Regions from separate parts of the Homo sapiens genome. Here region 1 is linked to region 2. The links are chromatin loops, found by intact Hi-C in ENCODE. Cell type or tissue: dorsolateral prefrontal cortex. All regions are shown on one strand. Each heading gives the region's core, and the rest is flanking DNA. Links, peaks and the distances in the headings are about the cores only.

Region 1 (15,651 bases), core at 8,818-11,317, 1.0 Mb before region 2:
CTGCTTCCTGGGTTCAAGCGATTCTCCTGCCTCAGCCTCCAAAGTAGCTGGGATTACAGGTGCCCGCCACCATGCTGGGCTAATTTTTGTATTTTTAGTAGAGATAGGATTTCACTATGTTGGCCAGGCTGGTCTCAAACTCCTGACCTCAGGTGATCCTCCCACCTTGGCCTCCCAAAGTGCTGGGATTACAAGCTTGAGCAAATGTTCCTGGCCAAAATCAGTATTTTTCAGATTTTAAAGAAATGTAACTCCACAATAATTAGTAAGCCCTGTTTGCAGTTAATGCTCTGAAGCTTTTGTTGCCGCATTATTGTATTGGTCCCATTTGTCTTTTGAGTTTTTATAATTTGAACTCTTACTTTTAATAGTTTATACGTTTTTTAAAGTTCATTAAGAATTGAAGTAATATTTTCTTTAATTTTTAAAAAATTTGTTAAGACCAGAACTTGTCCGTCCAGCTACGACTTTGTATCAGCATAACTTGACTGGAATTCTAGAAACCGCTGTCAGAGCCACCAACGCACAGTTTGACAGTCCTGAGATCCTGCGAAGGCTGGACGTGCGGCTGCTGGAGGTACTGCGGCTCTGCGTGTTGGGAACGCCGCCCCGGCACCGAGGACCCACTGGGCCGGGGTGTTCTAGCGAGTGTTTTCCATGTTGTTTCAGGCACAGCTAGCCGTTATCTTTCTGGAAACTGGGCAGCCTGAGTAGGAACTCCACTCTGTGGCTTGTTACTGCCTGGTCAGCACATCTGCTCCCTCTCCACCATCTGGGTTTCCGTTTGCCCATCTTGCAGCGGGGAGCCTTGCAGGGCTGCTAGGCTTAAGCTGGAGAAAACGCATGACACCCTTGCCCTGTGCTGGGCAGCATATCACAGATGCTTAGAAAATGGTGCTTTCTTCTCATAGTAAATCCAACAGGAGCACAAGACATGGTGTACGATGGTATTTATCAGAAAATGGATGCTTTTAGTTGCAGTTTGGTAGGACATGACTTTTCTTAAGGGTGTGGTTATTATGAACATAAACCCACTATTTACTTAGTTGTGATGGAAGATCATTAGCAGAACGGTTGGTTTTCTTAAAATATTGCAAGAGTCATCTTGGAATAAAAAGATTTGGAACATATTTAGAGGCAGTGGGTTTTCGTCGTAAGCAAATGGTGATGAATTTTAAACGCATAGTCACAATATTCATTCAGAAATACACCATGCATTGCCAGATGTTTGCAGAGCACCTACTGTGTGCTCATTATTGCCTAATTGGTGAGGTTGTAGAAGTTAACAAGAAGATGCACTCAGAACTGTTGAGCAGTTTTTAACAATTGGGCATTATTTTACTGCTTTTTCTTTGCGTTAACAAGTTCTTCAGCAAGAAGCTTAAGGTCTTGCAATTATGTGTTTGTTTCTGTTGTTAGGTCTCTCCAGGTGACACTGGATGGGATGTCTTCAGCCTCGATTATCATGTTGACGGACCAATTGCAACTGTAAGATTATCCTGCATCATTTTATAGTATTTACAACTATTAAGATTGTTAAACATTTTGTTTGAAATTGGCTTTCTTCTCTGGGGACTTCTAATTCAAGTGATCACTCGACATCTAAGATCTACTCATTGAATGAATACTTAAGCCAAAATTGTGTGTGTGTTTTAAATGATTATTAATGAGTACTGAAATGCTCTATTATTTTAAAAATTCTTAAAAATATCATTTGTTCTATCATAGGTTTCAGCAACTCCTTAATAAATGGACTGTTCATTTTCTTCCATTATTCTTATACTGTGGCAACTAGTTAAGGATAATGTGAAAGGAACTATAAAGTGTATTTTAGGGGAATCATATTTTTACTACTTAGATAAAATTTGGTATTTAGTATTCATTTAAACCGATGAGGAAGCAGCTGTACTTTGTTCATAGTGCTTTTACCTACATAACAGTTACCACATTATAAAAGGCTGACCAGGAAAGCTGTCTTTTTACATGTCTGCAATTAAAATGCCTCTTTTTAGTGCGCATTTTTAAAGTATTCAGACTTGAATAAATTTCCTTGACCAAGATACCCTCTAAACTTACTTCAGTCATTTTTATATCTGAAATACTGAAGAAGGACATTGCATTTCTTTGAGGTATTGGGAAAAGTATTCTGTTGAGAAGGAATATAGTTGGGCTCTAAAATTTCTTCTCAGTGGTTCTGGTAGAGCCTGCTTCGTGCTGTTTTCCCGCCTCTCAGGGTGCATATCACGCTGCTGCAATAATTGCATCAGGGCACACTCACCCTCTTTCCTCTTGGGGGTAAGAAACCTGCCACTGGTAAGTGTGTCTCTCCTGTCTACAGTGAGATGGGAACTGCTGGTGCAATTTCCTTTTTACACATAAATTCCTGGTGTGTAACCTTTATTGATCAAAGCTACTATATTTTAAGTGTATAACTTCTCTTAAATTTAATTTCTCATCATATTCAAATTAGCTTTTTCTCTTTTGACTTATATCCTAAACAATTTAAAATAGTTACAATGCAAAAAGCAGTGTGATATTTTAACAAATTATTTATTTATTTAATTTATTTTTGACACAGAGTCTCACTCTGTCACCAAGGCTGGGAGTGCAGTGGTACAATCTTGGGTCACTGCAACCTTCACCTCTGAGATTCAAGCGATTCTCCTGCCTCACCCTCCCAAGTAGCTAGGATTACAGGCACAAGCCACCATGTCTGGCTAATTTTTGTATTTTTAGTAGAGATGGGGTTTCACCATATTGGCCAGGCTGGTCTCAAACTCCTGACCTCAGGTGATCCACCTGCCTCCCTCCCAAAGTGCTGGGATTATAGGCATGAGCCACCGTGCCCGGCCTTAACAAATTATTTAAATTAGCAACTTTCATATCTCCTGCCTTGTTAATTTGCATACATTACGTATTATTTTCATAGCATAAAAGATACCATAGTACAGATAATTGCATCGATTATTTCACAGAGTCTGAGTGCCTTGACAAATAGGTAAACTGAACATTGCCTAGATAAGAGATAATTAATTATTTCGTAGTATTACAGATCTCATTAAGAGTGTCAAAGTTGTCATGCCATGTACATAAACAATTGCTAATGCAATAATGTTGAATGTTTAGGTCTGTAAAGCTCTACTTTAGTAGAAGGACTCGAGGAAAAAAGTTTATATCATAGATTTATTTAAAAAAGGCAAATCTATCACTCGAGGCCAGGAGTTCGAGACCAGCCTGGCTAACATGGCAAAAACACACCTCTCCTAAAAAATATAAAAATTAGCTGGGCATGGTGGCACACACCTGTAATTATGGCTACTCAGGAGGCTGAGGCATGAGAATCCCTTCAGCCCAGGAGGCGGAGGTTGCAGTGAGCTGAGTTCTCACCACTACACTCCAGCCTGGGTGACGGAGTGAGACTCTTATCTCAAAACAAACAAACAAACAAAAAAACAAAATAAAAGTAAATGGGTGAAAATAACCTGAAGGATTCTTTTCAGACGGGAGATTCTTCTAGGCCTACCTTCCATGAGATTCACCACCCTTAGGAGCTACTGTTACAGAAGAAAGTGCACCCCTGCCTCACGGATCCCTCAGGCGGGTTGGGGGGAGTTGTAGTGAAGAGTCCACATTTTAGACTAGGTTTAGACTAGTCTAAAATGGATTGAAAATCCTAATAAACTGCAAGCTGTGTAACATTAGGCCTCTGTTTCCCCATCTGTACAACTGGCATAAAAATGCCTGCCTTCTGTTACTGTGACTTTACTTAGCATGCTGCCTATTATGATAGTTTGCTAAAATGTACCTTTTTAAAAAAAGATTGAGACCTGTACTGAGAGGATTCTTACGTGGGAATACTATCAACTTGTCTTCTGCTGTTATCCCAGGTGTTTACTCGAGAATGTATGAGCCACTACCTAAGAGTATTTAACTTCCTCTGGAGGGCGAAGCGGATGGAATACATCCTCACTGACATACGGAAGGGACACATGTGCAATGCAAAGCTCCTGAGAAACATGCCAGGTGAGCCCCCAGCACGGTCACGGGTCCGCACACACTCCCAGCGGCCTCCAGCCCCCACTGGGTGCGGTTTCCAGCAACTCCGCAGAAGTTAAGGTAGACTCACGGTGACAGCTATATATTTTTTTCAGATGGCGAACTTTCTTTTAAAATCACATTTATTTTTTATTCTAATGTTCATATATATACTTTTTAAAAATTGCCTATTTTTAAGGAAAACAGTTTAATAAATCACTGACTCATTTAAAATCCATACAGTGTTTTAACTAAATTGTTTTTGAGAATTTCTTTAATGTTTTGTTTTGTCCATAAACCAGAACATGAGAATATATTATTTAAAACAATCTAAAACTATAGTAAAAATTCTTAGGTATCAGATAGTCAAGATTATTTTAATGTTATAAACATTGAATGACTTAAATTACAAGTAATTTTGAAGTCTTTATATAAAATTGATTTGGTCAGAACCTTTGAGAAAGTATTTCAGTAGGTATGTCTCTAAGGAAGAACTAAATGGTATATGCCTTTAATCCTTTGGTGAAAAGTAATTGTTAAGAATAAAAAGAGAGCAGTTGTTTGGAGAAAGCAGTTCATGATCTCTGCTTCTTTACCAGCTCACAGGCTGGTCCCTGAGCAGCTACCAGAGATCCAGAATAGTGACCCCTGCCGAAGGCTGTGGGGCAGGGAGTTCCCTGTCTGAGCCAACACTGACATGTAGAATTGTCGGTTTTTATTGGGTGTTGATATTTGACTATAGTGGGAAGTGAATGGTAGGAATCCTCTGAATTAGCTGAGAGGGAAGCAAAGGGGAGATTTTCTTTTAAAGGCAGTGATGGCTGCGGGCAGGGTACCCTTCTTATGAATGTGCTGCCACTGGACGGGAGGCGGGAGGAGGGCCGTGCTGAGAGGGCTGCATGCACGCCTGGGGCTCTGCGGGTCTCCTTTCTCCATGGTTTCACACCGTCCTTCTCGCCACTGTTGCGGATTCCCTTGCTCACAGTTGCTTTAACTGGATGTGTACTTGCCTGCACTTCTCCTTCCCCCTGTGTTCTTATGAATACCACCAGGTAGATCGGTTCCTGGCTGCCCCCTTCACGAGGCAGCATCTTTCTTGTAGTGGATTTAGACCAATTCAAGGCCAAACCGATGCTGTCATTGTCACACGTCAAAATAAGCCTCTGTGAAGGCTGAGCTCCATTATCAACTTGAAATATGGGCTGGTTGCGATATAGTTTTCTGATCTGATTATCAGTTTAGCAACGTCTGTATCAATTTGCTCTTCTCTTATTGTATTGAATATCAATAATGAGTTTTGTTTTCTAGTTGGAGATAACTAATAAATTTTTTGATCAGTTTTCTATGTATGGGAAAATGCATATTTTATTATTTATAAAATTTATTTATATCGCTAGGATCCTGCTTCACAGAGTTTGACTCCAGCTTCTTCTGCTGATCCTTCCCCCTCGCTATTGAAACTTTTTCTGAACCATTTTTAATAGCACGATATTACCTCATGTACATATGATTTCATCATTTCTCTTTGCCTGGACATGTAGTTTTTTCCTCCAATTTTTTGCCGATATAAATAATGCCATGCATGTTTTTATAAATACAACTTTATATGCCTCTGAATATTTCTTGAGAATAGATAGAAGTGGAACTGCTTGCTTAACAGTTTGAATTTTAGTTTGACTGTTTACTTACTAAGTATTCATATTTTAACTCTATTGATATTATCAGATCACTTTTTGGGAAAAGTGTACCAATTTAGCTCATATCTCAGTAAGCCCAGATTGTATTGTTGATAGTTGTCTGTATCACTGTTTTTGTTAACATTGGCTATTAATTCAAATAAATTGTCAATTCATAGGTGAAAATGGAAGTTCATTTCAACTTTTATGCTTTTTAAATGTTATGCTTTTAAAATGATTGATGAGGGTGAACACTTTTTATTTTTAAGATGGGGTCCCCCTTTGTTGCCCAGGCTAGCCTCAAATTCCTGGGCTCAAGTGATCCTCCCACCTTGGCCTTCCAGAGTGCTGGGATTACAGGCATAAGCCACCATGCCTGGCCTCTTTTTTCTTTGTTTTGCTGTATTATATAGTATTCCCTTTATCTACAGGGGATATATTCTAAGACCCTCCCCCCCACCCCATGGATGCCTGAAACCTCAGATAGTATCAAACCTTACGTATACTGCTTTTCCCCATATGTACCTACCTATGATAAAGTTTAACTTATAGGTTAGGCACAGTAAGTGATTAACAGCAATAACTAATGGCAAAATAGGATTATTTTAACATCATACTATTACAAACATTATGTGGGTGTTATGTCTCTCTCAAAAGATCTCACCGTACTGTGCTCACCTGTTTTTCTCGTGATCTGTTGACCTGATAACTGAGACAGCTACTGAGTGACTAACCGGGGGGTTGGATACGCCATGAATTTGCTGGACAAAGGGTTGATTAACTTCCTGGCTAGGTTGGAGCAGGATGGTGTGAGATTTCATCACTACTCAGAACGGTGCTCAATTGAAAACTTATGAATTGTTTATTTCTGGGATTTTCCATGTGCTATTTCTGGACTGCCGTTGACAGCAGGTGACAAACAGCATAAAGAGAAACTGTGTGGGGGACTACCATATTTCCTTTTTCAGGAATTGTTTTACCTGTGTTTCTGTTGGGGTGTCAGTGTTCTTACCTTTAATAAAGAAGTATTTTAAAGTAGTTCATGGCCAAGCAGCTTCATGAGCAGAAATCAACTAGCTGATTTTGCTAATCCAGCGCGTTAGAAATGTCCTGCTAATGATAAATCTGAAGCAGAGTACAGACAGACCCTGTAGAGAGCTCCCATCAACAGCTGCCACGGGGCCTTGTATGGGCGTGGTATGCAGAGGACAGCTTAGTCTTACTTAAAGTATCAACAGTTATCACCCTAGTGTTTTAGCAATATTCATCAAAGTAGTAACTTGCTTCATGGTGTGCAGAAAGTAGTTACATGTGAAAGTGCTTTGCTGGGGGCAAGAGTTTTTGATCATGATCTACCAAGCAGATCCCACCCATTCCTCATGTAAGATGATCTGCTTTTCACGCCTCTACCAATCCTGGATGGTAGCAGCTTTTTATGTATTTGCCAGTCAGCTGGACAAAACACAGCGGCTAATACTAAAATGGTTTGTTAGAGTCAATTAATCTAAAAAACATTTCTACTACTGGAAACTAAATTCATGTTTCAGATAACATTTCACAAAATGAAATGGACCAATACAGGTAACTGAGCCTGTATTCTTTCTCAGCCTTTGTGTGGGGTGGGGAGGGAACGAATGGAGGCTTTTTCTTTCTCCCTCAGCTTCCCTCCCTTTCCTCTTTCAAAACAGTGGCATTGAAATAATTTGCTTTTGGTCTTTATTAGAAATAAAATCGATCTCTTATGTTCTTGAGGGAAAACAAGGATGCGTTCATCGTTCATGAAGAATCAAGATGAAATTTACGTAGTCAGGTTCTAATAGAAGTCTGATTCAGAAGTAACACTTTCTTAGTTTTCCTCTGGTTTTTAAGACATTAACTTACTCATCTGAGACAAAAATTAAAAATTAATGTTTAGACAGCTTTTAGAGGGCTCTTAAGAGAATGTTAATTCTCTGAAATGGTCCCTGAAGTTCTCAGGGAACAGTGGTTAGTGGAGATTTACGTTTACCTTTTTTTTGAGATGGAGTCTCACTCCGTCACCCAGGCTGGAGTGCAATGGTGCGATTTTGGCTCACTGCAACCTCCACTTCCCAGATTCAAGCTACTCTCCTGCCTCATCCTCATGAGTAGCTGGAATTACAGGTGCCCGCCACAACGCCTGGCTAATTTTTTGTAGTTTTAGTAGAGGTGGGGTTTCACCATGTTGGCCAGGCTGGTCTCAAGCTCCTGGCCTAAGGTGATCTGCCCACCTTGGCCTCCCCCAGTGCTGGGATTACAGGCGTGAGCCACTGTGTCTGGGCCTTTTTTTTTTTTTTTTTTTTTTTGAGACAGAGTCTTGCTCTGTCGCCCAGGCTGGAGTACAGTGGTGTGATCTCAGCTCACTGCAACCTCCGCCTCCCAGGATCAAGCGATTCTCATTCCTCAGCCTCCTGAGTAGCTGGGATTACAGGCATGTACACCATGCCCAGCTAATTTTTTGTGTTAATATTTGTAGCAGAGATGGGGTTTTCACTATGTTGGCCAGACTGGCCTCGAACTCCTGGCCTCAAGTGATCTGCCCGCCTTGGCCTCCCAAAGTATTGGGGTTATGGGCGTGAGCTACTGTGCTCAGCCACTGTTTAAGATGATGGAACTCCACTAGCTTAAAATGAGATGTAAATAATACTACATTTTAAAATTAGAGCTTGTACACTAGACACTCAATTATTTCTTGTCTAAAATGTAATGATAATAAGTTACAGGTTTTCCTTTATCTTTTCTAATCCCACTGAATGAAATGTGCTTTCGAGAGAACGAGTGTCTGAGTAAGTGCTTCCTTGTGTAGGTATTGGAGAGCAGTGTCTGGCTGTGGAAATAGCTTGGTGGGGCCACATCTGAACCAGCAGGTCCCTTATAATTAGAAAGCTTTCAAGTAGAAGGCACTTCGGAGATACCACAGTCAAACCTCCCTAGTGTATAGTGGAGAGCAGCCTGAGACCCAGAATCTGAAAAGGTTGGATTGGCCCAAATTTGGTTTTGGCCCAATATATCGAATAATAAGGTAAATGAAGGTTTAATAGCTCATACTACATTTTTTTTTTGGTTTTCCTTTTAACCATATTGTATCACTTCTAAGATACACATTGCTTTCATGTTCTCAATGTGTCTTAAAGTCTGTGGAGCTGCAGGCTCCTGTGGCCTGCAGCTGCGTAAACCTGGCCCCAGCTCCTCTTGGATCCTGGAGCTGGGCTCTGTGCTCCGGCAGCACAGCCTTTAGTACCGGCCCAGCTGCGGTTCATTGCCTTCAAAAAGATTACACCCTGGATCCACCCTGGCTCTATTTTGAAATGAAAAGTTGCTGTGTTTGCAGAAAGGTGTAGAAATAGCAGTGGAGCATAAATTTGAAATCCATGAAGCACATAATTATTATTGAGAGAAGAACCAAAATGCCACTTTTCCATGTAAAGCAGCACCGCAGATTTTATCTTACCAGGAAAGGCAGGTGCCCGCGGGCCAGCAGTGCCCTGTGAGGGGCCCATCTGAGCGGTGGGTTCAGAGGGTGTTTCCCGCACAGGACTGTGGTCAGGGTGTCTGTCAGTGTGACTGGCAACTGTTTTACTTTCTTGATGATTCATATAATAACGATTCATCTTACAAATGACAGTGTCTTAGACTCAGTGAATGATAAAGGATGAGTTGAAGTTTTTCTCTTTAAAAATTTCTTTGTGTATCTATCTGTGTTTTTGTATCCTGTGTTTTGTATCCTTAATGTGTATCAACTGTCCAGTGTGGCCTTGGCCCTGCAGGAGGTGTGCTTGCTGTTTTCATTGTATGTTTCACTCATCATTCATATGTTTCACTAAGGAGCCAAAAGATCCTTAACAAAAGTCTTTTGGATCCTTAGTGAAACATACAAATACAGATTGGAGGTGCCTGGCTCCAATTGATGGAAACTTTAAGCTGAGCCGTTGGTGCTAGAGCTACATTGCCTGGGGGAGTCCCCACCCCATCACCTGTCTCTGAGGCTGTGTGGCCTCAGCTGATTTCTTGATCTTCTGCCTCAGTTTCCTCATCTGGGGGATGAGGTGGCGACGGCACTTACTTCCTAGTGTTGCAGGATTAAGTCTGAGTGAAAGTACTTGGAACAGCACCTGCCTGTGGTGAGTGCCCCCAAGTTCACTGTTGCCGTGATTACTTGCCTGGGAGAGCAGGAATGCCGATGATGTAAGGATGAGATCCTCAAAGGTGGTTAGAGACTTTGAAAACAATCCTAGGTCTTAACAAATGTCATCTGGATCCTTAGTCTTGAGAAAAATAGATCAGATGGGTACTTTGATAAGGTCACTTTTAAATACAGTAAGGTCACTTTTAAATACATAAATACGGGTTGAGGAGGTGATTTTGAAATTGTGAACAAATTGTTTTAAGGTCTTTTCTAAAAAAAACAAATATCATGTTTAGCAGTACTCGATGCTATCTATAGGGGCATCTCCGCATGTGAGGGGGTTCTGGCGGAAGGTGCCTGAACAAGTCCTTAAGAGCCGGTGTTTGAGTCAAACTTGAAGTTCTTTCGACAGCCTTTAGGGGTCAGTGGAGAATTACAGAAGAGCCTGGCACTTAGCTGCTGCCCAAGCGGGAGGAGATAGTGGCTGCCCAGTTTTGTGTATCGGCCGTCCAGTGTGGCGTCGGCCCTGCAGGAGATGTGCATCCTGTATTCATTGGACCTTATTGCCAATGTTGCTTTGCTTTTGGGATTCTTATAATTATATAGTTACTTGTGGGTCAGCCATAAAAACACATTTAAAACATGTGCCTAAAATATATTTTCAGAGTGCTGGGTAAAGAGATCCTAGGCATGTTGGCAGGTGTAAATGGAATTTTTTAGGAACTAAAGGACTAATTGTGCCTTGTGAATTGAGTTCATAGTCATTACAGCCTTAGAGTAGTTAGAAGTTCAGAAATACTATTGCCTGTAGTGTTTAATTTCTCATTTGGGAAAGAAAAATAATTGTGATATTGTAGGGATTTCAGACTTCTGTCATGTGGATGGTTTTACGAGGTTTCTTTTCAGTAGCAGCGTCCTCAGCAGCAACCATATGTCTCTCACTGTCAAGGGGCTTTGTCTCAAAAGAAGACCATTGAAGATACTGTCCTCCGTACTCATTGTAGACACAATAAAAGATGATTTTTCTAGAAGGAAAACTGTATTCGCTGGTAGTACTTTAAGACTGTAAAAGGAAAGAACACCTATATTCACATTGTTGCTAAATTGACCTTGCTTATAGAAACCTTTTGAAAGGTGTGAGTTTGAGTACTCAAGATCTGGAGGAATGCAGACTGCCTGCTCTGACGTCCAGTGTCAACATCACGCATTCTTTCAGGAAATCATCATTGAGGGCCCACTTAGTGCTCCCTGTTGCTGGCTCCCAGTGACAAGGTGACAAACCAGCTCCCTGTGGCCAAGCAGCTCATGGCCTATTAGGGCAGAACAGATGTTTACACAGGATCTTACAGTCAATCGATACGGGAAAATCCAAGTGGCATGGGAATGTTTAAATGAGGCATCTGACAGACGTGGGTGATTCCAGAAGGCTCCAGAGGTGATGGTGTCCAGGCTGGCCCCTGACAGGTGAGGATGAGCTGTTCGGGTCAGTGGGGAGGAGAGCAGCATGTTCAGCTAAGCTGTGGAGGGGGACTGTGCTGCAACATGGGGCTGGAGAGCCCAGCCACGAGCACGTCCTGAAGGTCTGGATTCAGGTAGTTGAGAATAATGAACCTGGGGCGCGACCGTGGTGATTAGCAGGGCAGCCAGTTGTAATAATCCGTGTGCGGTGACGTTGGCCTTTATGGTTACAGCAGCCGCGGGGCTGGAGGGAAGGGAATGGATTTGAGGGAGGCTTGGGCTGTGGCGCCAGCAGGACCAGGTGATGCGTGTACGGAGGCCAGGAGGTGGTTGGAGTCTCAGTGGCACCTGGGTCTCTGACTTGAGGACCTGGTGGGTGGTGGCATCTTTTACCACCCAGGGAGCACTGGAGGAAGAGCTTCTTTGGGGGGGATAGTGATTCCATTCAAATACGCTAATTTGAGTATTTTTTAGGATACCTTGTGAGGCCATTAATCAGACTGATCTTAAACTTAAGATAGATCTAGACTAGAGGTAAAGATTTTAGATGTCATCAGCCTGGATGATACTTGAAGTTGTGGAGTGGAATGTGGAAGGGACATCAGTGCGTGGGAACTGCAGTCTCACAGGGTGCCGTGGCTAGGAGGAAGATGGGGTTGGGGTGGGGGCTGTAGACCTGTCTGTCGTGGTGCACGATACCTTTTCAACTAACAGGCCCCTTCTGGGCTGCCATATGGCATCTGAAAATTTAAAGATATACTACAGAAGAGTTGGGCAAAATCAAAGTCAAAACTTCTAACGAAGTTAGACGCTTTGTTTGTTGGAAGGCTGTTTGAGATGCCGATATGGAGAAGGAGGGGGAGGCTGAAAATCACAGAGGAGGAATAGATGGATTCAGAGTGAGGGGATACGGGTTGGCCTTTTAAGTGTGTGCTAGGAGGGAGAGGCGGGCTTGGAGTGACTAGGGGGCACGAGGGATACAGGCAGAGCCAAAGCCATGACAGCGAAGCAATGCAAACCTGGTGGGGCCAGGGCTGCGGGATGCTGAGGCTGGGAGTGAGGGAGAGAAGGGGAAGGCCCCAGGCAGCACTGGGATGGGCTGGAGTGGGATGTCAGGAGTTTAGGCTGACACTGAGCATTGCATGACAGTGTTGTTTGGTAGATGGGTTTGTTTTGTTTTGTGGCCATTCAGTAGCATTTTTATTTCCCAGTGTGACATTAAAGAATCTAGAACATTAATCAGAGAAATTGTACACTCAAGAAAATCAAGAGATTCTGAAATAGAATTAGTGATTTAATCACTAATCACTGTGTATCTACTTTCAGACTGATTTGAAGCCGGAGAAAAAAATTCCTGGTTTCATAAATAGCGCAACAGTGAAAAGTAGAAGACGTTAGCAAAAGCATATTCGTGCCATGAAAAATCGGCATGTTACTCAGATGCTGCTGGCTTGACTGACCCTGAGAAGAATTCTGGAGGAAGCCTCAGAAATGCAGGCGGAGCAGAGCAGCACAGACCTGAGCTTTCATGGGACTGAGCCGCTTCTGTCACCCACAGAGCACCCAGCAGGAGCTAGAAAATGGAGAATAGCCACAAAAAATTTGTATGCTTCTGTAACAAATCTAGAGTCCCTCAGAGGAAGTGCTGATAGTAGCCTGCTTCGCATTTTTAGGTGACGGTAAACTTTCAGGTGAAGTTTCCCCTTTCATTTTTAGATGAAATCTAGTTTTGTCATTCAGCTTCAACCTTCTCTGAAGGAGGTCAGGATGAATAAGTATAACCTGGGTAGTTGCTTGAAAAGGCTAGAAAATAAAACAGATTGTGCTCACTGTGCACAAGTGCACAGCAGTGCTAAATTTTAGGATCACACTGAGCATGTACCTGGGGAAGGGTCGATGGAGACATCGGATGTCAGGGTGAGACCCGCGAGTCGTGGCATGTGACTTGTAGAATTTGTCCATTTGTTTTCCCATGAAAAGATCCACCAGAGTTCTGTGATAATATTAACATAAAAATACAAAAACCTTCCACAAGTGGTTTCTAAACTATTTCATATAACTTTGCTGCACTGGAAAGAAATCAAATCACATCTGAGAAATAGCTTGAGGACAAATATATGTACACTCTGTGCACCTGTAGAATGTTTTAAATACTCACCATTCTCCAGGGAAGACTGGCTATAGATTTTCCATTACAGTCCAGTGACTTCAGTGGGGTAAGACACAGTCCTCTCATTTGAGCTCTGCGTTAAAACCTAAAGTTGAGTGCAAGTGGTGGTTACTGTCCTTAGAATCTCACCGAAACCATAACACGGCTGAACATCACTTAAAACAACACTTTATTATGCCCCTTTACATTGAAAAGGAATTGTAGTTTGAGGGGTTTTGAGTATTATTTGATTTGAAATCTTAGACCGTATTTATAGTTTTAGTAGGGAAAAGTACACTCATAATTCTAGGATTTCAGATGAACCTCAAAGCTGAACCCATTCTTCGGATGCACATTGACCATATCTGTGTGTTGTAGATTCCTAATGGCAAGAAAGATACTTGGGGTATGTGGAGTGCACGCTGTGCTACAGGAGCCCCATGAGACAGATGCTCGGCAGATGTCACAGGTCTGAGGGCAGCTGGGTCTCTTCTGAGGGTCTTAGAGCTGAGAGTGCATCTCATGACTGTGGACGCTATAGTTCACTGTGTTTAACTGTCTGCGGAGCCATGTAAGGAGCGCTGAGGATTCTTTGCAGAGTTGTAAACTTTGTAAGTAAATCTTAGATATGCCTCTGATACATCAGTCATAGCCATTGGCAGGGGAGGCGCTTGAGCCCTTGAGTGGGTGTGCTCCCTTGCGAGTCGCTGGGCGGTGCATGGATGTGGACGAGGGCCCTTTGGAGCTCTGGTTGGTTAGGTTGCCACCTCCTGCCTGTTTATTGCCTGAGGGACAGTGTGTCATCCCTCTCTTTAACAAATGAATTTTCTCCATCTGAAAGGTGCATTGTCTAAGTCTGCCATCAATGATCCCTAACTAAAAATTCTTCTGCCTCCTTGAAAGCAAGTTCTTTTTTTGTCTTTTGAAATTTATTTTTTTAAACATCGTTTGTTACTGGCTGCCATATATTTCATTTAGGTGAGTGCTGGTATATAATGTATATCACTGTCTGCTTTACAACTCTCTGGCTCTCCCTCACCTGAGCCTCTGTGTTCGAGAATTCTAGCCCCTTCCCGAGACCCAGGCACCGGGCAGGTGAGGGTGTCCTTCTCTGTAGTACGTCCTCCTCCTTTCCCAAGTGCACGGCGCGTCCCTGGAGACCGGGTGCCAGGGTCGGATGGCGATGCTGCCTGTTAGTGGAATCTGTGCCTTCAGACAGCGTTCATACAATTCACATATGTATTTCATGCTTGTATAAGTTGATCGTCTGTTTAAGAATTTACATTTTTATAAGGCTTAGAATTCTATCTCCTCCTCTCCCACTTTTCTTTACTGACGAAGCTGTCATGTGTTAAACCAAGAGAGCAAAACTGCAAGGTGTCAGTTGATCTTTAACTTACAGAAAGAGTATTTTTTAAAAAGTATGCATTGCCACTGTTATTTTTACACACCTCTATAAAGAGGCTTAAGTTCCACTTCTTTACTGTCTTGAGAGGAGGCAAGACTGATGTCTCACACAACTGCATGCGTAGCAAGTCTTGATCTCGTTATCGAGGTAACTCATTGAGGGCGTTTGAAGCAGTAACAAAACATGTCCAAGCTGACCCGTGTTATAAAGCCTTTTTGTAATCACCTCACTGATGGGCCTAGCTCTGATTTAGCCATCACATACATTAGTGTAACAATATGCTGCCATAGTCTTTGAACAAAAAAATTAAAAGTGCGAGCAGAGAACTGTGCTCTGTGGTGACCTTCCAGCCTGGTGATGGCTGTGTGATCTCCTAAAGGATAAAAGGAGAGTCTGAGCTCGTCGCTGACCTCCCTCGAGGCTCCTCTTTCTCACAGGCGGTAAGGCCACAGTCGGTTCCTTAAAGAAATGTCACCTTTATCTCCAGAGAGCCAGGGAATAGTAAATGTTTCATGCACAGCAGGCAAACTAATTGTAAAGCCATGAAGTAGAGCTTCTATTTATTCAGTGCACTGCGTTATTATAAAATAAATGTTTTGTATTTAATTTTTAAATACAATTATATTTTGTTTCATATATTTGTTGTTAGGCCCTTATTAGGTAAAGTAGTATAGTACTACTTGGTTAGATAGCTAAGTTCTTGTTTAGCTTGACCTGCACAGAAATTGGTTCTGGAGAGGTTGTTTCCTGTTAAGGGGTCAAGAATTTAAATGACTGATTT
Region 2 (15,651 bases), core at 6,484-8,983:
AGTAGGCACAGCTCTTGGAGTATCTTATTTAATTCTCCTACAACACCCTGCCATGGGTAACAGGAAGGTGAGTCTGTGGCAAGTCATGACATTTGGATGTGGCTCCTCATGGGCACGGTTCTGGGGAACCCAAGCTGAGAGCTGGCCTCCAGCACCAGCGTCACCACCCCGCCCTGGCCGAGGTAGGAGTCACTGTTGCAACCTAAGAGCCAGTGATGTGCTGCCAGCCCCAGTGCCACAGGAAACACAAAGCATTACAGATTTCTGATTGTTTAAAATCTTGTACATTTTCTGTAACATTTGATTGACACAAAAAGAATGACTAACGTGGCCAGGCACGGTGGCTCACATCTGCAATCCCAGCACTTTGGGAGGCTGAGGCGGGTGGATCACTTGAGGTCAGGAGTTCAAGACCAGCCCGGCCAACATGGTGAAACCCCATCTTTACTAAAAATATAAAAATTAGCCGGGCATGGTGGCAGGCACCTGTAATGTCAGCTACTTGGGAGGCTGAGGCAGGAGAACTGCTTGAACCCGGGAGGCAAAAGGTTGCAGTCAGCCAAGATCGCACCACTGCACTCCAGCCTGGGCAACAAGAGCGAAACTCTTCTCAGAAAAAAAAAAAAAAAAATTACTAACTGCCTAACTGCAGGAGATTTTAGAAAGCGTATTTCAAGTTTTTAGAAATGAAGTCCCAGTTTATAATAAGCATTTTACAGAACTCAAATTTCCACACAGCTAAACAAAAGGAAAAATGCAAAATAGTTTCTCATGGAAGCACTCAAGTCGTGCTGATCTGGGCACAGAAAGTCAAGGTTTGAAATATGCAAAGATTTAATTATGACATGAGGTAACTGACATCCTGGGAGAGGTCCTTTGGAAAGTTTCTCTCTTCAGCTGTAATTGCTTTGGGCTGGTATAAAATGGCTGCCCTGGAAAGTGTTCATAAAATAGAACCCATAGCTACTCACTCCCACCGAGACAGATTCTAATTTGTTTCCAAGCCTGCACCTGAAACTCCGTGCAGACACAGCTTCAAAAGCAACCTGAGAACGTTGCTACCAACAGTCACCATCTCTATTTCCAGACACCACTCGGGGATGCTGAAGCGTAATCCTAAATGATGATGTGACTTCATATTTTAATAACTGGCCATCATGTTTACTCTGGTTCCTCCTGGGGTTTCAGCACCAGCAATGTCCCCAGTGGGTGTTTGCTCAGCTGGGAAGGGCCTCCAGATCTGCCTTACAATGAGCCAAGCCGGCCCTCTCCTGCGACCGTGTTTACAGACTCTATCACTCATCCCCACCTAGCTGGCCAGCGCCCACCCTCACCACATGCGCATGTTCCCCGGCAGCTGGGCAACGGGGGCCGTCTGTGAGTGAAGCCAGCTCCTTTCACACCCACTTAGACACACTCCTAGAAAATGGGCCCAACGTGAACAGCTGTGCTTGGCTGGGGCTGTTGTAGGTAATCACGTTCTTCATGTACTTTCTTCACTCACAGTCCCTGTGAACCTCATCCCAGGAGAGCCCCCCCAGAAGACTTTCCTACATCCACTTCCTGCCGTCTGGGCTTCTCTCCCTGGCGGTCCCATTCTAATCCAAAGGTACTTTCAGAGAATGCTTTCTCCTCCTGGTTGAGTCTCATAAACCAGGCTGCAAAAGGCCGAGGAAGGAATGGGGAGCCAGAAGAAGGAGGGGGCAAAATACCAGAAAGGTGCCCACAGGATGGGAGAAGGATGCTGTGCTGCCGGACAGGGCAGCAGGATGGACACCGCCCGGAATGGCCACCACCGTCATCGTCTTCACTTCTGACGACAAGCACCAACTGCCCCTGCTGACATGTTATTACATCATTTTGTGCAAATCCTCTAAAAGTGATGCATCTGAGTAATCTCTTTACCAAACACAAGTCAGTCCCCTCCTTTTCTCATGGTGCAGGCTCTGCCCACACTAGCCTGTTGGTTTGGAAGGAGAAGAGCAGAGGTGCTCCTGCCCTTCGAAAGGAGTTGGGGGGCCTCCTAGGAGGCTTCTCAGATGTCAGCCCCTGCGATGAGGTTTTGCTGCTGTTTCACAGACAGGGGTCTGGTCTCCTGATGGGAGCACCGGACCTCAGAAGCTCCAAACTGGGCACGTGTGGCTCACCCTGCCCACCCAGGGTACCCCTAGCATCTCCCTGAGCCTCATGTGCTACCGCGTGTGCAGGGTAAGGGACACACATGGGGACATGGGGACACGGCGCCCTGGCCTGCAGGTCTGTAGCCACCCTTCCTAGTTCCCGTCTCCACCAGGCTTCTCCGCACCATGAGCAATTTCTTCAAATGCCAGCAGATTCTCCCTTCAGCTAGACACAATTCCCCTCTAACCCCGTCACTTATGTTTTGATTGAAGTCGTGTTTCTAGTTGCTGGAAGCTCTGCCTGGTTCTTCTTCAAAGCTTCCCGTACCTTCTTCCCAGTGGTTTTCATGGACCTCTGTTTCAGTTTCCTCTTGGGAAGATTTGGGTCTTGTTGCCTCTCTCTGGGCTCTGTTACGTGACGATCCTGCATCCTCCTCCTATTTGACGCACCTGACAAGAGTTCCCCTCAGCGCTGAAAATGGGCAATCTCTGCGTCAGGACATGGAAGACTTGGCAGAACATTTTAGAAGCCACTGGTTTACCCAGCACTTCTGGAATTTCTCAGAAATGAAGAGAACCGGCACGCCAGCTTCCTCAGCAAATTCTGGGTGAGTTGGTTCCTCTTGGGCTTCACATCTGGGGAGGATGAGCTCCTCTTCAGCAGGATTCGATCTGCGGGAAACCTGTGAGGTGCGGCCTCCAGGCATGTCTAGGGCCTGCGTCTGCAGGGCCTCAGAGGGGGATGCCCCGTCCTGGGACGGCCTGGGTGACTTCTCTTCGGGGGGTCCGCAGGCTGTGCTGGCAGCACGGTCCAGCCAGGGCAGGAGCGGAGCTGGGGCTGGAATCCAAACGCCACCATCCTCTCCTGCGGTCCAGCCTCCTGGCCACCAAGCACCAGTGCAGAGATGATTTCTAGAATGTGCTTTTACCAAGAATGGAACTTTTAGCAAGGACCCTGGCTTTATGGTGGGGGGGAAGTGACATTGCTTTCAATATTCCACTTGTTTATTTGGGGAGGACCAAAACACAGGTCTCTGGGTGACTGAGACCATGAGACCCACAATGCCGCCTGCCCCACCCTGGCTGCCAAAATACCACTTATTTATAGACCACTCCGATTTTCATTTTCTTCTTCGTCTCAGAGCCCTTGGAGATTTTTCCTACTTTCTTGCGAATTGAACTACCCATTTAAAATGTCTGCTGCATTTTGTGCAATATTTCTCCTTGTTTAGTAAGGGGTTTGGGGCTCTCTAATACATCACATGGTCAAATACAGAGGTTCCCAGCTACACAGTTGCTAAAATCCTTTCACATTCCCAAGTCTAGGGTTCCTCACATTTCTCCTCCAACAGCTTAGCTGGAATATAACTCACATACCATTAATTCTCTCATTAAAAGTGTACAATTTAATGGTTTTTAAATATATTCACAGGTACGTGCAACCTTCACCACAGTGCATTTTCGAACATTTCCATCACCACAAAGAGGAATTCTGTGCCTTCAGCTGTCACCCTCTAGCCCCCTTCTGCCCTTGCCCTCAGGTTCAAAGCCATCACTAATCTGTCTTATAGATTTTTGTCCCTATGGATTTTTCCATTCTGGATTTTTTTTTTTTTTTTTTTTGAGACAGAGTCTTGCTCGTCACACAGGCTACAGTGCAGTGGCACAATCTCGGCTCACTGCAACCTCCACCTCCCGGGTTCAAGTGATTCTCCTGCCTCAACCTTCTGAGTAGCTGGGATTTACAGGCACACACCACCATGCCCGGCTAATTTTTATATTTTTAGTAGAGACAAGGTTTCGCCATGTTGGCCAGCCTGGTCTCAAACTCCTGACCTGAAGTGATCTGCCTGCCTCAGCCTCCTAAGGTGTTGGGATTACAGGCATGAGCCACCATGCCCGGCCTGGAAATTCTATAGAAACAGAATCATATACTAGGTAGTGATTTGTGACTCACATCTTTCACTTACTATATAACGTTTTCAAGCTTCCTCCATGCAGCCTGTACCAGCACTTTATTCCTTTTTGAGGCCAAATAGCGTTCCACCACGTGGATACAGCACAGTTGTCTACCCATCCTCAGGGGGCGGACACTCAGGTTGTTCTCGTCTTTCGGCAACTGAGTGATGTGGCTGTGAACATTTATGCACGCGTTGATGTGTGGACGTGCATTTTTATTTCTCTTGAGTTTCCATTTCACATGTGCCTAGGGACGGACTTGCTGGTCCTATGGTAACTCCATGTTGAATCATTTGAAGAACGGCCACTTAGTTCTATGTGATTTTAGTCTATTTCCATTTACTTTTTATAAAAAACAAAAAAACCTGTATGTAGAATTTGCTAAATTTTTCTCATTGTACACCATTATCCCTGCCTTTAAAAAATACTGACAAGTATATCACTACTGTAAAAAAAAATACGCACATAGAAAAAAGTCTTAAAAGATGGCCCACAAAAGCAGTTATCACCAGGAAAAATGAATTTTTATTTTTGTGTTTTACCTCATATGTGTAGTCTAAATTTTTAATAATGAAAATAAATAACATTTGTCGTAAGGAAATAAATTAAGAATGGAGAAGATAACTTTCCAGAAAATGACAGGCAAGTGAGGTTTTGTTTTGTTTCAGGTTTTGTTTTTTTAATCAGAATCTAAAATAAATCCTTCTGCAAGACAATTCGAATGGTGCACACAGAGCCTCCCTCTCTGAAATGGAAGTGGTCTCAGTTAGTTGGGAATTGCAACCCAGCCTGAGGCCTAAGAGACATACACACTCCCATGGAACCAAAAATGGGCAATCTCTATGTCAGGAAATAGAATACGAGAGAAATTTCTAGAAGCAGCTGGTTTTTCCAACACTTCCTGAACTCTTCAAAGATGAAGACAGCTAGCACATCAGCTTCCTGGTGAATCGTGCTCTGAAATGTCAGTCAGTCTTCCTGCCCTTTGGCTCACCCTGGCAGGTGGATGTCCAGCTTCTCCCATGGCCCCTTTCTAGGGAATGTGGTCCCATTGGCCAGGTGTGTCAGGTGCTTGAGCCCAGAGCCTGGCTGTCACCCCACCCCAGCCACCCCAGGAGAAACCTGTGAACCTCAAGCCCAGACCCCAGCAAGTCTCTCACAGTCAGGGCTGGAAAAAAAGATCCTATGTATGAGTCCATGCTCACACTGCTGTAAAGAAACACCTGAGACTGGGTCACTGAAAAGAGGTTCAGTTGGCTCTTGGTTCCACAGGGCGTACAGGAGGCATGGTTGGGGAGGCCTCAAGAAACTTTCAATCATGGCGGGAGGCGAAGGGGAAGCTGGCAGGTCCTACGTGGCCGGAGCAAGAGGAATAGAGTGAAGGGGGAGGTGCGGTACACTTTTAAACAACCAGATCTCCTGAGAACTCACTCACTATCACCAGAACAGCAAGGGTGAAATCTGGCCCCAGGATCCCATCACCTCCCACCAGGTCCTGCCCCCAACACCGGAATCACAGCTCTGAGATTTGGGAGGGGACACGGAGCCAAACCACATGACCCAGGAGCAGGAGTCCCAGACTCAACAACCCCGGAAGGGAAGATTGCTTCTTATCTTAGAGGAATGCCCCACCACCACCACCGAACGGAAGAAAAGAAAGCATCCATCTGGGTTTTAATGTAACTTTAGGAAAAAATAGCAGAGGTACAACGATTTTCTTTCCCCCAAAATAACAAAAAAACAAAAAACACTCTGAAAATCTGAAATAGTAAAGCAAGAGGCAGGAGGAACGAGCATTGGAATTTTTTTGGTGTGGTTATATTATCCCTAAAATAACCCTCCAGTTCCAGGACTATTTCAGGGTTTGACTTGGCCTTCGAATTAGGCAGTTAGTTTTCTTATTTCAGGGAGATGAGTCAGGGTGTCACTAAGCCTCCCTTCTTTGTGAAGCTAATCTGATGCCTGGGAGAGGCCTCCTAGGTGAGCAGGCCCCTGGCACCAGGAAGCGGCCATGCTCCTGGAATTCCTGTCCATAGCCCTGGCTGCTGGGCCACCATGCCCAGGCCTGCCAGCAGCATCCGTGCCTTCTCACGCTCTGCAAAGGTGAATGCCACCTGATAGCCACTGGGCCAGGTGCGGGGGCCTCAGGAAAGGCCTTGGCAGTCCCACCTTCTCTCTGTGTCCACATTCCGTGAAGCCTTGGTTCAAGGCTCTCCACTTCCTGGCGAATCTGCTCTTTATTCATGTAAAGATACCCCAGTCAGTTCATGTTCACACAAGCAGATTCATCTGTCCACTAAGACAGGGGCCCACCAAACCCCCAGCCAGCTCATCATCACCCAAGCAATTCATCTGTCCACTAAGACAAGGGCCCTCCAAGCCCGTGGGAGGCCTACAGGGCTGGCTCGGCCCTTTCTTAGCTCCTGTCCCTCCTCACTCTTCTGCAGAGCTCACCATGACTTCTTGCTCTTACAGCTCAGATAGTATCTGTTTAAACTTCAAAATATTGATGGCAGAGGCATTACTGCTGCCATTCTAGAGATACAGGAGCAAGATGGACGATCAGGACACTTCCCAGGGTGATCCAGGAATCACGAGTGTGGCTGGGACTTAAGTGCAGCTCTACCTAAAGCCTGCACATCCAGTCACCTCGCCGCCCTCCCAGCCCCCAGCAGGACAGCTAGGCCCACCCTGGGCCACTCTCAGCCCAGAGCTTCTGGAATCAGTATCAACCCAGTAAATAAGATGACAACACGTTAATGGAATCAGTGCCACCCACACGCTTCTGCTGGAACAAGTGGAAAAGAGGCGTGAAACTGTTTCATGAGCAATAAATACAATCCAGAGATGGTCCCTATTTCTAAGGTAAAGTGGCAAAGCATGGGAATTATAGGGATTGCACCCGGGGCCCTCTGCTACCTCCGTCAGCACCATCCCTCCCCTGTCTCCTGGGGTCCTCTCCAGCCTATGGAGAGTCACCCCGACAGCATCCCTGGTGTGGACGCGATGTGGCTCTGCAGTTATATTAACAAATGTTGGCTGGGAGTGGTGGCTCACACCTGTAATCCCAGCACTTTGAGATGCTGAGGCGGGCGGATCACAAGGTCAGGAGTTCGAGACCAGCCTGACCAACATGGTGAAACCCTGTCTCTATTAAAAATACAAAAATTAGCTGGGCGTGGTGGCGCACGTCTGAGTAGCCTCCAGCTACTCAGGAGGCTGAGGCAGGAAAATCACTTGAACCCGGGAGGCGGAGGTTGCAGTGAGCTGAGATCGCACCACTGTACTCCAGCCTGTGCAACAGAGCGAGACTCCGTGTCAAAAAAATAAATTAAAATAAATAAAAATGTCATCGCCCTCAGGCAGAACCACGCTGAACAAAGCCCTGTAAAGCCTCCCCTGTTCCTGCAACAAATCCTGCACAGATGGAGCCCGAGGTGTTGCCGGAAGCAGAGGAACCTGAGTGCTGAGACCCCAGCGTGGGGCCCCTCCCCGGTCCCTCAGCAGCAGCTCCGCGTCCCACGCCTGCACTGCAGTGGCCTCCTGCACAAGCGAGGGTGCCAGCAGAGTTGGGATTGCAAGGCAGGCAAGTTGGGGGAGCTTTCAGAGTCAGGCCTCCCCAAGGAGCCTGGGGACCAGAGCTGCCCATATCAGCACACAGGACCACAGCCTTCTCCGGCACCTCAGCCAAGCCTCAAATCCTAGACAGGACTCCCTTCTCTGGATCCACCTGCCCAGCAGCACATTTATTTTAAGAGGGATTTTACTGACATCTGGTGGCAAGACAAGAAACCTCACTCTTTAGAAATACCAGATCCAGGGATTTAATCAGCCTCCATCAGAGACCATGAGCTCTAGAATAAAAAGGAAGCCAAGAGAAGAAATGCAGGGTTCCAGGACACTCACAGCTCCCGCCTCCCTAACAGGCACCAAGAAAGTGGGTGAAGCCGGAACTCGCTTGTATCCCCTGGCACCTGCGTCCCAGTCCGGCAGCAACGTCGCTTCCATCCACAACAACGAACACCTTTAGAAAACTCCCCAGCTTGGGACAGTGACTCCCTGGAGCCTTGTTCCCGAGCACTCGGGGTTTCCTGACCCCTCACTGGGGCTGCAGCTTCCCTCTGGCGGAGGGGGACCTCGACACTCCCCGAATTGGCCCCTGTCCCATAGCAGGAGGTCTCCTACCAGCCCCACATCAAAGTTGCAGGGAACAAGCACAGGTGACCTTGTGGTCCAAGCGTGAATGGATAGAGCCTTGTTTCACCCCACGACAACATTAAGGTGCAAACACTGGTGTGATTATAAGACATTTTCATGCACCCGTAGCTTATCAATGAAACACTTTAAAAACATGACCAGGCCTCAGTACCAAGTGCAAATCTACACTCACTAATCAGAACCTCCCCCTAAAAAAGACTAGGTCTTGTCTGGACAAAAGGGTAAAAAGTTGGACTTCTAGGCCGGGCGTGGTGGCTCACGCCTGTAATCCCAGTACTTTGGGAGGCCAAGGCAGATGGATCACTTGAGGTCAGAAGTTTAAGACGAGCTTGGCCGACATTGTGAAACCCCATCTCTACTAAAAGTACAAAAAAAATTAGCCAGGCATGGTGGTGGGTGCCCCTAATCCCAGCTACTCTGGAGGCCGAGGCAGGAAAATCAATTACTTGAACCTGGGAGGTGGAGGTTGCCGTGAGCCGAGACTGCACCACCGCCCTCCAACCTGGGCAACAGAGCAAGACTCTGCCTCAAAAAAAAAAAAAAAAAAAAAAAGTTGGACTTCCAGTCCAAAGTGAAGGACTTACTTTTCATTGACAAATGGGACAATACAAAGAGTATGCAGTCTGAACACAGCCATTCACACCCACTTAGACACACTCCTAGAAAATGGGCCCAATGTGAACAGCTGTGCTTGGCTGGGGCTGTTGTAGGTAATCACGTTCTTCATGTACTTTCTACATGTGTACTTTTTCCAGGTTGGCACAGCCCCCTGGCCTCCGCTTCATGCCTGCCTGGCCCCGTCTCATTGCAGCAGGCAGAAGTCCTGGTGGAAAGCCCCTGCTCTCAGTCCCTGCCCTGCCCGCACACGGCCTGCAGTGGGCTCAGCACTGGAAGCTCCTTTGGGTTCCCAAAGTGACTGGAAGCCCTGCAGCAGTGAGTCCTGCCTGATTCTCCCCACGTCCCTCAGGTCTGCCCAGTCTGCAGACAAAGGGCAGTTTGACCTGTTCCACGTCTGCCGCTGCCCATCCAGTGACTGTGCAGGGCTGTGCCAAGTCTGCACCCCCACGTGCACAGCACGTACACAGACATCGGCACCTGCACTCTTGGGGGCAGGAAAGGCATCTCCATGCAAACTGCTCATGGGAAAACACCTGCCTGTCCCCAGCCCTGCTTCCTGACCAGATGCTGATCCAGATGAGCCAGGCCTCCTTCCTGCCCACCCCAAGACTCACCCCCAACCCTGGACCTTCCCTACCCAACAGTCTCTTCCCAGAATGCCATGGGCCACCTTTCAGGAGCTCATTCTCTGCAGGGAGGATCGCTAGAAAATAAATGCATCGTCACAGGTCTCCTGGATGAGCCTTAGACCAGGGTCTGCATCCCAGCTCCTGCGAGACCTAATGTTGGAGTGGGACAGTGGGAACCCACAAAGCCAACAGCCCTAGGAATGCCTCCCTTCCCATTCCCGACAGCGAGACACACAGGAGCAGATGGAAGATTGTTTGCCAACCTCCTTGCAAAGTGTAGCAGGTACAAGTATCAGAGCCGCAGTACCTGAAATCGGTGGGATGCCTTGATTTTCTTTCTCCGTAACTGAAAAGTCACATATTCCACTGACCCGCATTTGCACAAATAGCACGAAACTTCATCTCACCCATCAAAGGTCACTTGGTCCTCTCCAGACTTCAAGGTGGTCGCTGGAACGCATCTCCTTCTCCCAGGAGGCTATCCAGGCTTCAGAATCTTCCACGTTGTCCTTCCAGTTGTCTACAGCCAGTCCTGAGCTGGCCTGGGTCTTCCACTGGCGTTTGCCCCGGGATGCCCCTCACCCTTGCTGACAGCCCTCACCCCATCCCCGCCTGAGGCCGGTGGTCCGTGCCTATGCCCCTTAGCCCATCTCAGAATCCTTGGTTCTCTGTGGCCCATGCGGCTCTTCCACAACCCCCTTGGGGCTCCAGAATCCTGTGTGTCAAGGCAGGTCAGCAGCTGCCCTGGGGCCTTCTTTGGTCACCATCCTTCACTGCCCCTCCAGGGCTGGGCCACTGTAGGCTTCTCGGTGAGGCTGCACCCACCCCAGGAGACCGGACCCTTCTCTGCAGCCCTGAGCCCTTACCCAGGGCCTCCATGGGCTTACTACACCTGGGCTCGGGCCAATCCCCTCCTGTCACCTTTCTCCTTCCAGGCCCTCTTTGATCTTTGGTGCAGCCAGAGAGTCACCAAGGATTCCCTAAGCTGTAGTCAGGGTGTGATTCTGTCCTGGACCCTCATTCTCTGACCTTCCGCAGGCAAAGCCACGTCCGTAGAATTCTTTCCAAATCTTTTCTCTCTCAAACTCTGGCTTTTGAAAATCAGATGTTTTTAGATATCAGTCTTTAGATACTGCCTGTGCAATAGCATTTAATGACCACAGTTTAAAATTTAACAGTGAACAGTGATCTCTTTGCTGTGAGCTAGACTCACCTGAGAATCACGTAGACTGGGATGAGGAAATGGAGGCACCCTGAGAGCAAATCGCAAAGAAGTGCCTGTGCTCAGGGGCCCACGAGGGCTCTGCCGCTGCACTTGCATGGTCCCGAGGGTAAACGCCTCTAACCTGTGCGCACCACGCACCTCCCTCACCTTATGCTGTGCCAGCCGTGCCCCTAGGGCCAAATGCCTGTGACTGGAGGAATGGAGTCTCCAGGGAGCAAAGCAAGAATGACTGGGGTGTGGGGCACGCCAGGTGGCATCTGAGGAGCAGACTCTGCTGCCAGAGGCTTCCAGCACCCCAGGGACATCGTACCCATGTAGAGACAGGGTCTGGAACATGCAGAGATGCATAGATACGTAGACATGGATCTGACACGCATGTGGATCTATAGATGCAGAGACAGGCCAGGACCTGGTCCGTGTACACGCGGTATTGATTCATGTGCGCCCCACACTCCCCTCTGAACTCCTCACTGTGATTTGGGGTGAGGGGGAGGGAAGTGATTGGCCAGTGCACCCTAGCAGGCACATGCGTCCTCTGCTCCAGTCAGCACAGATACTGGGGCGGGGGGGGGCTTCACCCACTTCTGGACAAACCATGGCATCCAACACTGACTGATGTCCGCACCAGGCTTCTCTGGGTAGACTGGAAGCGTTGCGGTTTGGGGACAGTGAGGGAGGTGATGACAAGCTTCTGCCATCATTCTCAGGGGACACCTCATCTGAGCCACAGAACCCAGAAAATGACTGCAGGGATTCACCTTTCAATCCCCCCAGGGATGGTGCATTACAAGCACCATGACAGGTGCTCAGGAGAGAGGCAGATTCTGGCCCCATGTGGATGGAGTGGGCGCTTAGGGCCCCTGTTGGGAACACCTGTTTGGGCGCCTTCTGGAAGCCTAGGAGTGACCCAGGAAGAAATCCCACCTACTTCATCCCGAAGGAAGTGCCACGAACGGGGACTTTCACAGACCCCATGGGTATTGAGAGATCACATTTGCAGATCCAAACCTCCAGTTCTGTAAAATTTAGTAGAGTTTTTGTTTCAGCAATTTTTTTTGCCATAGAAACCATAAAAATTCAAAAGTCATTTTTCAAATATTTCAGATGACAGAGTTCACATACTCTTAAGAGAAGTATATTTATTATTTTATATGTGACCTTCGATGAAAGGACAAGAAAACTTGCTTTGGAGTGAGTGAAGGGTGGGGGATTAGCCGCATGTGTGAGGAGATATGTATATTTTCTCACCAAAGATGTGAAATTAAACTTCTCCTAAACTGTAAAAAGGGACTGAAGAAAAGGCAGGAGAGTCAAATCTGGGTGTTCCAGCTGGAGTCAAACAGGTGGACGGACACAGGCTCTTGGCCAGGAGCCATGGTTCAAGGCTCACGGTGCGGGGTTGTGTTCAATCCACCAGGCCCTGTCCTGACCTTGGGCAAGTTGCTTCCCCTCTCTGAGTCCTGCTTCCCTGACTGTAAAAATGAGATCAGCCCCCATTGCTCCACTGTTGCTTGTCTCAAGCACTGAGACGGACAGGCAGTCTGTGCTTTGCACGGGGGCCAGCACGAGTGGGCCTTAAATAAACGGACACTACGCCGCCGGCAGCACGCTATGATGGGCAGGAAGCGTGCTGGCTGCAAGGGCAGAGGCTGTGACGGGCAGGAAGCATGCTGGCTGCAAGGGTGGAGGCAACGTCTCCATGGATTCCCAAACGTCACCGAAGCAGGCCCAAGTCGCAGGCGACACCCCTCAGTGTTCCACGTGGCTTCACCAACCCCCTGGAGCAGGAATCCCACCATTCGGGTGGCATAGAATGAAGGCAGCCAACCTGTTCCAGCCCCAATCTGCTCACAACTGGCCCTGCTACTGTCTTCCCCACTTAAAGGAGGGAGAAACTGAGGCTCAAATGGCAGAACTGGAATCAGAATAAGAAGCCAGTTCTAGTCTCCTGGTGGGGATGCCTGCCATAACCAGGTGTGGGCCAGTGGTCAGGACGAGCCTGGAAGGAGGTGTCCTGGTTTCTGGCTCCTTCAAGAGGTGAGCATCAGAAGAGCCGGGCCCTGGACCTCACTGGACCTCTGACTGGCCATGCAGCTGTGGGAAGTGGCCCTTGCTCTGAGCATCGGTGCCCTCCTTAACAGCAGCAGCCCTGGCTCAGAGGCAGCTGGGATCCCCAAAAGACCAAGCTCTGGGATCCCCTCCTAATCTCTTACCTCTAAAGAAACCATAAACCGGCTAGGCACAGTGGTTCACGCCTGTAATCCCAGCACTTTGGGAGGCTGAAGCAGGTGGATCACGAGGTCAGGAGTTCAAGACCAGCCTAACCAATATGGTAAAACCCTGTCTCTACTTAAAAAAAAAAAAAAAAAATACAAACATTAGCCAGGCATGGTGGCGTGTGCCTGTAATCCTAGCTACTCAGGAGGCTGAGGCAGGAGAATCACTTGTATGCTCATTTCAGGCAATATAGTGGGAGGAGTCACACCAGCAGTGGGTGGAAGATGGATTTGCACCCAGGCAGCCTGGCTTCAAAGTCCTCAGGGAAGATAAGGTTTCTATCCATAGGACATCAACTCAGAAAGTTGGGAGCTTTGATTTAACACACTGCCACACACTAGGGGTGGACAGCAGCCCTAGCTGGACTTTCCGCCCACCCAGCCATCAGAGCCTTAGCCAATGGGCTTGCTGGATGATGGGGTCAAGGACAGATAGCAGACTAAACGAATGGGCAATCATCGAGGCCTTCACTGCTCTTCCTCCTCCTCAAAAGCCCTTCCCAAGAGACGTCATCTTTAATAGTGCACAAACACGCTATTTAATTTTTAAAAGAGAGAAAAAAGTAAAGCCTCTCAAAATGGAAAATAGACATACACATAGAACAGTGGGAGGCCCGGCCAGCCCGTTAGAAAGCACGAGTGCATCTCGCAGGCACTGTGGTCACTCACCTTCACCTGCACCTCGCAGCCCACGCCAGCCACGGGATGGCCAGCACCTCAGTGCTTCATTAAATGATTAAGAGCTTTACACGCAAATGCACCTCTGGAGTAGGGACGCTGCCGGATCTGTGCACACTGCAAACACAATAAGCCTGAAGCAGATAACAGCCAGGAACACCATAACGGAGCACAATTGGTGGTATCTGAACTGGAACTTCCAAGAAGAGCAGAAAGTGGCTCAGCATGCCCATGGGTTTGGACCGGCCCACAGCCGGGCCGGTGAGGGTCCTGGGAACATGAGTCCCCCTTCTGGCCGGCAGCACCAAGCTCTGGGTCTCTGAGCACCTGGGCCAAGAGGTGATGTGGAGGCTGATCCTGTGGCTATGGCGGGATCCCCACAGCACCCCAGGGGGAGCCGAGGAGGACCTGGGCACAGAGTAGCTGTCTCAGCCACACACAGGCCACAGAGAAAAGGCCACAGGGTCCCAGGAGCCAGAGACCCTGTCTGTGCTCCCAAGCATGGCTCCTCATCATGTCTGCCACTGCATGCCCACCACACAGGCCCACTGAACCCCCTTGACTCCTCTCCCACCTCAACTCTTCCAATGTCTTACCTGCTTCCTTCCTTCCCATGCCACCCCTGGTCCAGACGTTGGTCCCAGCCACCGCCCATCACTTCCTACTACGCGTCCTCCTGACCCCTGTGGGGCCTACCACTCACTTGTTCATCATCCACACTGCAGGCAAAGCAATGCCTACAACATAGACCATGTCCCATCTCTCTCGCGCTCGCGCGCTCTCTCTCTCTTTCACACACACACACACACACACACACACACACACATTGCTCATCAATTGTGTCCCTTCGGTCATAGGATCAAGTCTAGACCCCATCACTTGGTCCACAGCCTGGTCTTTGTGTCTCTCCAGCCTCACACCAGGCCACTGCCCTCTCTCTTTCCTGCAGCCACCTAGGACACCTGCTGGGAAAGGTCTGACCTGCCCCAGCCCTCATGGGGGCCACTGTCCTTAGCATAGGATGTCCCCGTCCCACAGCCAGCCTCATGCCCGCCCTTAACCAGCACTCACAGAGCAAACCATGGAGCTCCTGTCAGGCACTGGCTGGACCCTCCCTCCCCCAGCAATGTCCCCTGAACGGCTCTGCAGTGGTTCTCCTGTTGGGACATCTCACATTCTAGCTCCTGTTCAGCATCCCAGGGCAGGCGCCCGCTCACCCCACTTACAACACACATTCCAGCCACATCCCTGGAGGAGAAAGACAGTATTATCACTCAGTAAGTGTTTACTGCATGAAAGGAGGAAGGAGGAAAGGATCATACTTCAAGCAAGTCCCTTTCCTCTTGAGAGGGCACTGATACTGTTCCTGACCACATCGGGTCCAGTCTGAGCTAGAAAGGACATACAGCATGACACTCCCCATGTGAGAAAAGAGAAGCACACGTGTGTTTATGTGCATGCATGTGTGTTGCCCATCAGTATCCACATCTAGATCTGCATCTACACTCAAATCTTCATTCAGACATGTTGGAAGGATTTTGAACAAGTCAGAAGGATTAGTTAGCCCTGGGGAAGGAGTACATATGAGGAATCAGGTTGGGGAAAGACTTTTAGTTCTCATGTTTCATTACTTGCAACTATTCTGTGTTTTAAAAGTGTGATGTTTAACTGGAAGTCCTTGCCAGAGAAATCAGGCAAGAGAAAAAAATAAAAGGCATCCAAATAGGAAAAGAAAAGTCAAACTAACTCTCTTTGCTGATGATGAGATTCTATGCCTAGTAAACTCTAAAGATGCTGCCGAAGGCTCCTGGAACTAATAAACAACTTCAGTGAAGTTTCAGGATACAAAATCAATGTATAAAAGTCAGCAGCATTTCTGTACACCAGTAACATTCAAGCTGAGAGCCAAATCAAGAATGCAATCCCAT

Evidence for each region. Hi-C counts contacts between places; a loop is a spot of excess contacts. Peaks named below come from ENCODE experiments on the same cell type or tissue, not always from the same donor. Only the 100,000 strongest peaks of a DNase experiment are listed, where the experiment ranks them.
Region 1: it touches region 2 in a loop (3-fold over the local background); 8 of 110 quality-filtered maps call a loop at or near these places.

What each region holds. Positions count from the first base shown.
Region 1 is chr13:112,504,812-112,520,462 of GRCh38, reverse strand. TUBGCP3 (tubulin gamma complex component 3) reads left to right here. Exons shown (of 22, transcript NM_006322.6): 15 at 442-577; 16 at 1,420-1,488; 17 at 3,888-4,023. Among named protein-coding and RNA genes, the nearest start is that of TUBGCP3, 76 kb to the left of the region's middle. RefSeq lists an enhancer at 11,925-12,843. In dorsolateral prefrontal cortex, for the core only: CTCF peaks have their summits at 10,075 and 10,279; a DNase peak (open chromatin) is centred at 10,296.
Region 2 is chr13:111,466,831-111,482,481 of GRCh38, reverse strand. No RefSeq gene overlaps it. Among named protein-coding and RNA genes, the nearest start is that of LINC02337, 120 kb to the left of the region's middle. RefSeq lists an enhancer at 7,116-7,616. In dorsolateral prefrontal cortex, for the core only: CTCF peaks have their summits at 7,646 and 7,846 (motif pointing left); a DNase peak (open chromatin) is centred at 7,611.